Linked DNA regions of Homo sapiens: region 2 is linked to region 1. The links are chromatin contacts, found by Hi-C or POLR2A ChIA-PET in ENCODE. All regions are on one chromosome and are shown on one strand. Each heading gives the region's core, a stretch centred on a gene start or an enhancer-like site at or near the end of the contact. The rest is flanking DNA. Distances are from core to core; before and after follow the strand shown. Region 1 holds the start of DSCAS (DSC1/DSC2 antisense RNA). Region 2 has its middle 22 kb from the start of DSC1.

Region 1 (5,456 bases), core at 2,460-4,959:
AAGATAGCATTTGTCGGAAAACACAGAATTTTAAAACTTTTTCTTAAATTGAGAAGGATTCTTTTTAAACAATTGTTTCAAATTTTCAGAAAGTACACAGCTGACTCAAACTGCACAGCTCATTTTAGTATTGCATTGTTAACTCATTTATGCCAGACAAGATCTGGGGTTAGTGTTGAAGAGAGGGGGTTGAAGGTGAATGAATTAGCACTAGGGTTCAGCCCTAGACCAGGACAGAGAACTCTCTGAGGAGAGGTACTGGAAGGACAGGAAATAGGGAGCTGTCATGAGGAGGAAGTGAATGGATCAGAGAGATGTGGTCGTACAATGGCGAGGAAGATGGATGTCCACAATAACTGACACTGAGGGAGCACTTAGAATGTGCCAGGCTTTCTTCTGAGTGCCTTGATATCATTTAATTCTTGCAACAGCTCTGAGAGGTTAAAAAATTGTGCTTATTTTACGGTGATTAGCAGATGTTTCCCTTTCTGCTCCAACCTATGAAGCAACTAGACAATGTCCTTTAATCTTGCTTTTTGCCTGTTAGGTTTGTGTTTCCCTTGCTTTTGAATTCCATTCTATGTCATATGCCATGCCGAGATGGTTTCGTCCTGAAGATGACATCTGTCCCTGTGGATCACTCATCCTCTGGTGCTGGCAGGGGAGGAACTGGCAGGATTCACAAAGCTCATGCAGAGCTGTCTCTATTTGCTCATCAGTGAGTAAGTGGGATTTTTTTGGTTGTTGCTGCCCTTAATAGTTTCTGGCCTCTGATATTAGAAAATTGTGAAGCTAGGCTGGATAGATTTGGCCTGTGGGCTTTGGATTGCAAATTGTTCACTTCTTTAAGGATTGCTCTGGCCCTGACTTTCTATGTTATCTCTGAAATGAACATCCATTTCCAGCCAAGCTTCTCAAAAATCTGTCATAAGCAGTCTAAATAGTTTAATTTTAGATGTAGAAAGTACCATAGATAGCCTCCAGTATTACCTTATTATTATTGATTATCTTACTTAACAGATGGACAAATGGGAGTGTTGAGACCTGAGAGATTACTTAAGCAACACAAAAGAAGTTGCTTCTTACTTTCGGTCTGGTGTACTTTTTACTATAAAAAGTATATTTTTATTGGGAAACTAGTTCATGCAGCAGAATCATATTCATAAGCAAAAGTCATTCTTTTAAAAAAAGATCACATCTACTCACATTCCATTTTTTTTTTAAATATATGCCCTTTGTTTCAAACCTATGTTTTAGAGGGATCTATTTCAGTGACCATATAGCCTAACCTAAATACATTAAATAAATTGGGTACTTGCTCAGAGAAAGTACTTTATATTCCATTCTTTTGTTGAAAGTTTTTTTTGGAATAAAACAAACAAATCACCATTTTAATAGCCTCTATCAATTAATGTGAAAGAGGAAAATAAATATCTAAGATGAATTCTAGTCAAATTGCTCTTCCGCCCTTTCCTGGAATGAGGAAAAACATGAGCTGCCCTTAAGGCATCAGAGGGTAAAGAGTAGGCAAGAGTTTGGAAATGTCCTATAGTCAAAGCCTGTGATGATAGTCTGAGTAGATCTCCAGAACCTGAAACGCTTATAGCTTTCTTTTTGTCCTCTGAAAAGCTTCATGCTAGAGACCATGATGTCATCTTTAATAGGATGAGGTGTGCTTATGGTATCATTGATGGAAAACTATGAGTGTTAAAAAATATGGAAACGGAAGGATGTCAATTATAGTCTCATGCTGATGACTCAGGCTTATTTTACTAGCAAAGGGTCAATGATAATTTTATGGATATGGAGACAGAACAGCTCATTAGTGGCATTCGTTAATAAAATAGGGCATGAGCATAGCACAGACACAGAGAATGTAAGGCATGCGCTGTTTGACATTAATTTTTAATTTAAATATACACTCAGTATTGCAGTAATTCTGGCTCGGCATACAATGGTGTTAAGATGGTGAACATTTTCAAGAATCGAAATGGTGTGAGTGTCAGGGTTGGCTTTTCACATAGGATTCTCAGGACATCCCTGAGGAAACTTAAACCAAATAAAAGGGAGCAGACAAGTTTCTCTTTTGTGGTCAGGCTTACCTGGTTTAAGTCAGTAATTGAAAAGAGGTGCAGGAGGATGAGTCAGATGCCTTGTCATTGCTTTCTGAAGAGCTAAAAGAAACAGCATTTATATCTTAATCTTCCAGATTGTGTGCTGCAATAATTCATTTAGTTTAAGTGCACTTCAAATAAAAATGTAAATTATCCCATTCTTATTCATTTCTCACCATGAACTCTGGTTTTGATGGTAGTAAAGAAGGTGAGAACTCTCCACTGGATGTTCAGGAGTCCGGTATAGGAAATAAGTTATAACTCTATTTGTGACCAGGGATGTTCTTGGAGAAAATCAGTAACCACATGTAGCCCACGACTAGGACCTCAATGGATGCATTTCTTATAGTAACTCACCCTCGATTTTATTATTTTGCAGTCGCCTTGATTCCCTAACTTTACGTACGTATGTATGTATATATGTATTTTTGTCTCTAAATTATGGCGATTGTCTTGTATCATTGTCATGCCAGTAAATTCCTAAAAACACAAGACCCCAAAGAATGGTGCCTCAGATGACTATGATGTCTGAACTGCTTGTGGGTGTGTGTAGGAAATTCACTCCAGTAGAGTGTGTAACAGTCTCCCTGGAGTCAACTTTCTGTCAGGTGGGCCTCAGGCAGCTGTGACCTAAAACCCAGCCTCTGCGGCTCAGACCTCGCTCTGTAATTGACCCCAGGGCAGGGACCACGGCCGTCGCCGAGGGCAGCGGGCAGGGCGGAGCCGGGGCCGACCGCGCACTCAGGAGTGAGTCTTTGTGCAGTCAGGGCTTCTGCTGGGCAGGGCCGGCTGTTAATCTCGCCTGGCGGAGCGGACACCGGGGCGTGGTGGGGGAGATGGGCCTTATAGGTGGCGTCCGCTGGTGAGAAACACCTTGCGCAGGTAAAAGGGTGGCGGCGAGAGGGAGTTCCCACCCGTGGCTTTCTTAGAGAAATGAAGTCTTAAGTCTTAAATAGACAACAAGGAGGGGCCGATCGGTGTCTTTTGGACGCGTCTGGAGCCCCTCCCTCCGCCAAAGGAAAAGCCCCTTGGATGAGAGGCAGGCGCTTCAGAGAAGCTAAGAAAAGCACCTCTCCGCGCGCCCCACCTCCTCCGCCTCGCGCTCCTCCTGAGCAGCGGGCCCAGACTGCGCTCCGGCCGCGGCCCTCGCCCCGCGGAGCCCTCCTACCCCGGCCCGACGCTCGGCCCGCGACCTGCCCCGAGCCCTCTCCATGGAGGCAGCCCGCCCCTCCGGCTCCTGGAACGGAGCCCTCTGCCGGCTGCTCCTGCTGACCCTCGCGGTGAGTGTAGCCGCGGCCACCGCTCCGGGGAAGGGGGCGATCGCCTAGGGTGCAGAGGAAAACTAGGGGAACGGGGATAGGTGGGGGTGGCGGGAAAAGCTGGGGTGAAGGGGCCTCTGGGTGGCTAGAAAATGGAGTTGGCGGGGGTGGGGGAGGGCAGATAGGAAGAGGATCGCGACCTGAGAGTTGGGATCCCCAAGGGAAGGGAAGGTGTCTCCGGTAGATGTAATCAGCGCACTCAAGGAGAGGCGGGAGCGGGCCGCTTTCGCCCAGCCAAAATCGTGGCCCCTGGGTACGCGCCGGGGAGCAGGGTGCGCCGGGGCGGGAGTGCGCCGGGGTCGGAGTGCGCCGGGGCGGGAGTGCGCCGGGGCGGGAGTGCGCCGGGGCCGTCCAGCTGGCCTCTGGCACCTTCCCCGGGAACGTGCGGCTCCCTGTGCCTCGGGAACGTGCGGCTCCCTGTGCCTCGGGAACGTGCGGCTCCCTGTGCCTCAGCGCCTGCCCAGGCCACGGAAAGGGGAACCGCTGGGCGGCCGGGACGGAGAGCGAGTGTCCTTGGGTGAAAAAGGGAACTGCTCGCCTTTCTGGGAATTGTTTACTCTGAGAGAAGGGCGGGGGGAAGTGGCGGGTGGGGGAGGGGATCTTGACCCTTTGCTCCTGAGGACTGTCGACCGGCGAGCCCTAGGTGAGCATTTGTACAGTTTCAGTGGTTTCTTAACGTGCGAGGCTTCAGTTCCCTAAATCTTCGGAGGAAGGAAGGGTCTTTCTGATTTCTTGTCCCCAGAGGCGACTCGATTTTTCTGCTCACCACCCGCCCCCCGCGCCACCGCCCCTTGCCCCAGGTTCTTTCTTTCTTTAAAGAGCACTACAGCAATGACCCTACCCCTTCCCAGAGCTGGGAGCCTAAGTGGTTGGCCTTATTTGGGGCGGGACAGCCCCTTTCCCAGGCTTGACCGATGGGATCTCGTTGGGGAGCCTGAAGACGCAAAAAGCCAATGCCGGGAGCAGCGTCTGGGGAATTGGGGATATAAAAAGTCCGATTGGACTTTTCCTGGCTCCCTGGAAGAGGAAAAAAATCGACAGGTGTGGAAAAGTGCTCCTTGTCTTAAGCAGAAGGCGTTGGGCGCCAATCAATCTTGAAGGACAAAGGGAGGAACCCGGAAGGCTAATTCCTTCTGGGAGAAGTGAACTGGGGGCTGAAATATTCGTATAATTTCCCCTTCTCTTCCGCTCTCACTTCGCAGTAGAGTTCCACATTTTACAATCATGAATTGGTAATTGTTACTGTTATTAGAATGTCTTTCTCGAGGAGCTCAATGGACTTCAAACCCTTAACTGAATTCTCAGGGCATATTAATAACATAGAAAGGGCCAAGTACACAGCAGTTAACATTTTACAGATGAGGAAACCAAGAATGGAATAAATAACGGTCAGAACATATGTTGATGAGTAAGAAATAAATTTTCATTAGACTCCTAATAAAATTGCAATTTCTTTTAAAACCACCGGCCATTCTTTAAAGGAAAAGGCATGCACAGACGCTGGCAATGCGTGGCATTGCTCTGCATATACCTGCAGAGAGAGCTTTCTGTGTGTTATCTCAGATTCTGTTTAGGAGGAGGTGGGGTATCACTGAATACACTGAAATTGAATTTCCATTCCTTGTTCTTCCTTAGCTTCGGAGTTTGATAGGCGGGGAGTGGGGTAGGAAGTATGCTGGCCCTGCCTACACTCTCATTCTGCTGGTTTTTGCTCTGTGCACATCTGTGCAAAGCCCTGCCAACCTCACGTGGCTGTTGTGGTTGTGAGTCTCAAGTGTGAGAAATGCGTAAATACTAAGTGTAAGAAATTATTAAGTAAGAATGATTGTAGCTGGGCATGGGGTGCGCGCCTGTGGTCCAAGTCACTGGAGAGAGGCTAAGGTGGGAGGATTGCTTGAGCTTGGGAGGTCCAGGCTGCAGTGAGCCCTGGTCATGCCACTGCATCCCAGCCTTGGTGACAGAGCGAAATCCTGTCTCAAAAAGGGGGGAGAAATATCTTTGGTAGGAGGGTAGGATCCTTTAC
Region 2 (4,923 bases), core at 341-2,840, 84 kb before region 1:
TCGTTTCTTTCAGGACCCTGACCAACCAGCCTAGCCATTCATCACTATCCAGGAGTTCATAAATATCTGTGATTCGGCCCACTTCTTTCACCATACAAAGTGGCAAACCAGTTTACTGCTCTTGGCTTTACCCATTGGGAGAATTTCCCTTTTCCACTATATCAAGGGCTGCCCTTAAGTGGGGCAATAATATGGCAGCAGTCCACTTACAGCTACCTCAACATGGTGAACCAACTCATTAATGAGCCGTGGGAAGGTGTTTTTCCCCCTACTTGTTGATCAGTTGATCAGAATTAATCCCTATGAGGTTATATATGTTAGTTAAAGAAGAGACGTGAATACAGAAGAAATAAGTGTCATGGGTGTCTGGGTTATCTGACCAGATAACCTTGTGGAACTTCTTGGGCTTAATCCCATATGTATAGTTTCTATCATCTAATACATTTTTCTTATTCCACTTGGCCCTTTGTCCTGGTGGATTTTATGAGGCCAAATCATGATGGAAGGTCTGAGTTACATTACAGGGTCTTTCCTCAAGGAGACCCAATTTACCCTTCAATTGATGGCCTCTGGGTCTGTAAGCTCCCTGACATCTGGGAACTGGATGAAGAACTGTGGTGACTATACGCCCTCTGCTCACCACTTCTTGATAAAGTCATACTCTGATGGGTGATCATCCATCTCAACCCTCAGAACACCATAATTTGTTAACCATCACCACAGATACAGATAGGTCCAGACACCTTAATGACTACTGTAGCCTTGATACTCATTATAACGACTATGCCAAACATGTATGGCCTTTGCCATTCTAGAATCTCATTATCCCCATTGTCAGTAGAGAGAGTGGCACTGTCCACTCCAGCCTATAGATGACAACCACTCAGTCTCCTCAAAGATGCAGTGTCCCTGCACCAGGGCACTCTTCATTTCCTTAGTTTAAATAGTGCTCTCTAGGCCCTCTCAAGGAACATAATCAGATCATGGGTTCTACCATGTCACATAATAAATCATTTAAATATTCCCACTTCCCAAACCTTCTTGGAACATCTCAGATCCCCCAACATCTCCAATTCACTTACTGTAGACAATTTCCATGTCTAAATTTTGAGAAACACTCTCATCAGTGTATTAGGACTGGCTCCAAGTGTTCTTGCTGAGACATTCAATTTTGAGTTACACTAGAGTGAGCTCATAAAAAGAAATTCTCCCTTACCCAGTTTTATATTCTAAGCTCGCTAGTCCAACGCCAATGCCCACATGTGATCCAATAATTCCTGCCAGTACAAATGGACTAACACTTGTAATCTCTTTGTGTTTAAGCTAGTTCTTTCCAGTACAGGGATTGCATTTCTCCATAAGTCTGGCTTGAGACCTGTGTTGGTTAATCTGATGTGTTAACTTGGCTAGGCTATGGTGTCAGCTGTGGTGACAGGTCAAACACCAGTCTAGATGTTACTCTAAAGGTATTTTTTAGATGGTATTAGTCAGTAAACTTTGAGTAAAGAAATTACTCACCATAATGTGAGTGGGCCTCATCCGATGAGTTCAAGGCCTTAAGGACAAAGACTGCACTTCCCTTAGTAAATAGAAGGAATTCTCATATAAATTCTGCCTGAGTTTCTGGCATGCTGCCCTGGGGAATTCAGATTCAACAGTACAACAACAACTACAAGGCTATAACATCAACTCTTATTGAATTTTCAGCCTCACCAGTTCGCACAAATGAAGGAGCCAATTCCTTGGTCTCTCTCTCTCTCTCTCTTTCAGCTGCTTATTTCCAGAAAGAAGCATTTCATCATAAAAGTCTGTTTTCCAGGGTATTTCCCATTTTCTTAGTCTAGGTTCTCCCGCAAGCAGAGCTTGAGACAAGGTAGAGCCTTGCATGTAGGTTTATTTGGGAAGCGGTCCCAGAAAGCAGGAGGAAAGGGCAGAGGAGAGAAACATGTGAGAAGGAAAAGACAACACACAGCTGTGTTGCTGAGTTGGTCACCACTACAGTGACTGATGCTTAACTCCATGTGAACTTCTGAGGAGTCTTGGGAAATGTCTCCCAGATCTCTCTGGCCAGAAGATAAAAAGAAGAATCATATATCCATATTCAAAATTGTGCTCTGTGTTGCACGTATATGGGCTCCAAATGGACTTACTGCTCACATGATGAACCTTGACACTTGTTACCGAAAACTATTTGAAGCGTAATATATAGTAAACTCAAATGTTCTGTTCTCTGACCATGGCTAATCTTGTGTAATTCAGTCATCTCGCTCTTTTACTTTAATTGCTTTCTAACTCTTAATCTTTTATTCCTACGTTTTATCCCATTCAGTTTATCCTATCCTATCCTGGCTGGCATCAAGCAGGTTCAAATCCTATCTTACCCCTTCCTGACTCTCTGACCTTGGGGAAGTTTAACTCTCTAGGTCTGTTTTCTTGTCTATAAAATGGGATAATAACAGCACCAACTTTATGGGGTTGTTATGAGCATGATTTGAGATAATGTATGTAAAACATTTAACAGTGGATCTGATGCATAGAAACAAGTCAATAAATGATTGCTATTACAATTACAATAGTGATTATAATAATGATGATGGTATTTGTCAGATCTAGTGCTACAGTCCGTAACATCATCTACTCTCTTACCTTTTGACCCTTGGGTTTGTATTGAACCTGACTAGTAAACTTCAAAACAGAATTTATTATCTCTTCCCTTCAGTTGGACTGAAATTGGACATAATTACCTTAAAAGAGAAGATTAGCTAAAGTAACTCTGCTGTTTTCCAAACTATGTTTATTGCAAAGACATCGTTTGCTGCTGGCCTCTGGTCTTATCTTCCTTCTTTGATTTGCTGTTCTTGCTTATTCTGAGCAAAAATTGAAATCAAGAACTGGACTATCTCAAAGCCACTCTCCTTTTATTGCTTACCTACACCTACTTTGGCATCTCCATTCATCCTCGGCTTCTTTCCTGTATCTCAGAACATACTTTGTACTGTTTTCCTAGTCTAGGAATTTAGCATGTGTTCTGGAGGCCCCTTTAGTATCTGCCCCCACCCTCGGCCTCTCTTCACCTTGCTTCATCAGATCAACATACCTATTGTTACCTAGATGAGCTAGTCAACATGACCCTGATTTAGAAGAACTCTGAAACCTGGCCACCAGGGTGTGAATCTTTGCTTTGCTACTTTTTAGCAGTGTGACAATTTGGCAAGATTAGCTCCTCCATCTCTCAGCATAACCTCTATTCAAATGGAAAATAATTCTTACCCACATAGAGTATATGTGGTATCACATATCTTCTCTCAGCATAACCTCTATTCAAATGGAAAATAATAATTCTTACCCACATAGAGTATATGTGGTATCACATATATTCTTATCACATAGAGTGTATGTGATAATTAAATAAATTAATATCTCTAAAGTGTTTAGAATAGGGCCTAGAATATAATCATGATTCTGTAAGAAATTGCTGCTATTATTATTCTTAATGTAGAAAACATATCCATGAAGCTGCATAGTGGGAAGCTGAGCAAAAGCGAGAGCTCCACAACTACCATTTGTCCCCAAAATCACATTACTGGGTATATATCCAAAGGAAAAAAAAAATTCTACCAAAAAGACATATGTACTCACATGTTCACTGCAGCACTATTCATAATAGCAAATATATGGAATTAACCTAGGTGCCCATCAAAAGTGGATTAGATAAAGCAAATATGGTACATATACACCATGGAATACTATACAGCCATAAAAAAGAGTGGAATCGTGTTCTTTGGAGCAACAAGGATGCAGCTGGAAGCCATTATCCTAAGTGAATGAATGCAGGAACAGAAAACCAAATACACCAAATACCACATGTTCCCACATATAAGTGGGAGCTAAACTTTGGGTAGTCATGGACATAAAGATGGCAACAACAGAAACCGAGAACTAGTAGAGGGGTAGGAAGGAAGAGGGGCAAGGGTTGAAAAACTAACCATTGGGTGCTATACTCAGTATCTGGGAGATGGGAATATTTGTACCTCAAACCTCAGCATCATGCAATATACCCAGGTAACAAACCTGCACATGTACCTCTTGAATCTAAAAGAAAAGTTAAAATATATAAATAAATAAAACTAAAAACTACAGCCAACATTAGAAAAATTTAAAAAGTCTTTTCTTTTTGTACATGGTCACCATTAATTTGCATCACTGTGTTAAACTGTTTGATTTCTGTTAGATTTGATACTTGATGTATTAGTTCATTTGCATTGCTATAAAGGAATGCCTGAGTCTGGGTAATTTATAAAGGAAAGAGGTTCATTTAGGCTCACAGCTCTGCAGGCTGTATGAAAAGCATGGTACCAACATCCGCAGGTACCAGGAAGCTCCTAATCAAGGCAGAAGGCAAAAGCAGGGAGCTAGTGTACCTCATAGTGAAAGAGGAATTAAGAGAGAGGGAGCAAGAGGGGAAGATAGCGGGAGGGGGTTACACTCTTTTAAACAACTAGATGTCACGTGAACTCATAGAATGAGAACTCACTTATTACCACGAGGACACCAAGGCATTCATGGGGAATCCACACTCCCATGACCCAAACACCTTGCACTAGGTCCACCTCCAACATTGGAAATCACATTTCAACATGAGATTTAGAGGGGACAAAACATCCAAACCATATCACTTGAACAGGGGAAACAAAGGCTGAGGGTCAGGTGAGATGATATTCAAGGCTGTACCAGGCCTGGGTTTCGAGGACCTACAAGAGGTGATGCCGAGCATCTGTAGTGGTGTGGCCAATGGTTGCATCCTAGATAGAGGGACCCTGTGACAGACTCTTCACTGTGCTTTCTTATTACGATGTCTCCCTGGCTCCTCTCAGTGTTCTGTGCTTGGTTCATCAGCTTTCTGTTGATTCTGTGATGTACCTA

What was found. Hi-C counts contacts between places; a loop is a spot of excess contacts on that map. ChIA-PET counts read pairs that join two places held with the same protein, here RNA polymerase II (POLR2A). Pooled maps may share reads with other maps.
Region 2: a map of PC-3 shows a loop between it and region 1 (4-fold over the local background). The contact joins the enhancer-like site here to the promoter of DSCAS in region 1. A Hi-C loop is called at or near these places in 5 of 168 maps with a recorded cell type or tissue (K562, PC-3, PC-9 and 2 more) and 1 of 50 pooled maps. POLR2A ChIA-PET finds 5 or more read pairs at or near these places in 6 of 52 experiments (A549, HEK293, HEK293T and 3 more).

What each region holds. Positions count from the first base shown.
Region 1 is chr18:31,099,841-31,105,296 of GRCh38, reverse strand. DSCAS (DSC1/DSC2 antisense RNA) reads right to left here and starts at 3,709. Exons shown (of 4, transcript NR_110785.1): 1 at 3,574-3,709; 2 at 2,103-2,174. It overlaps DSC2 (desmocollin 2), which reads left to right and starts at 2,876. Exons shown (of 16, transcript NM_024422.6): 1 at 2,876-3,394. The coding sequence starts at 3,326.
Region 2 is chr18:31,182,363-31,187,285 of GRCh38, reverse strand. No RefSeq gene overlaps it. Among named protein-coding and RNA genes, the nearest start is that of DSC1, 22 kb to the right of the region's middle. Within about 2 kb of position 1,590, at least 2 of the 41 ENCODE cell types and tissues checked have a DNase peak (open chromatin) inside an H3K27ac peak, as active enhancers do; they include PC-3, where a contact is called at or near this core.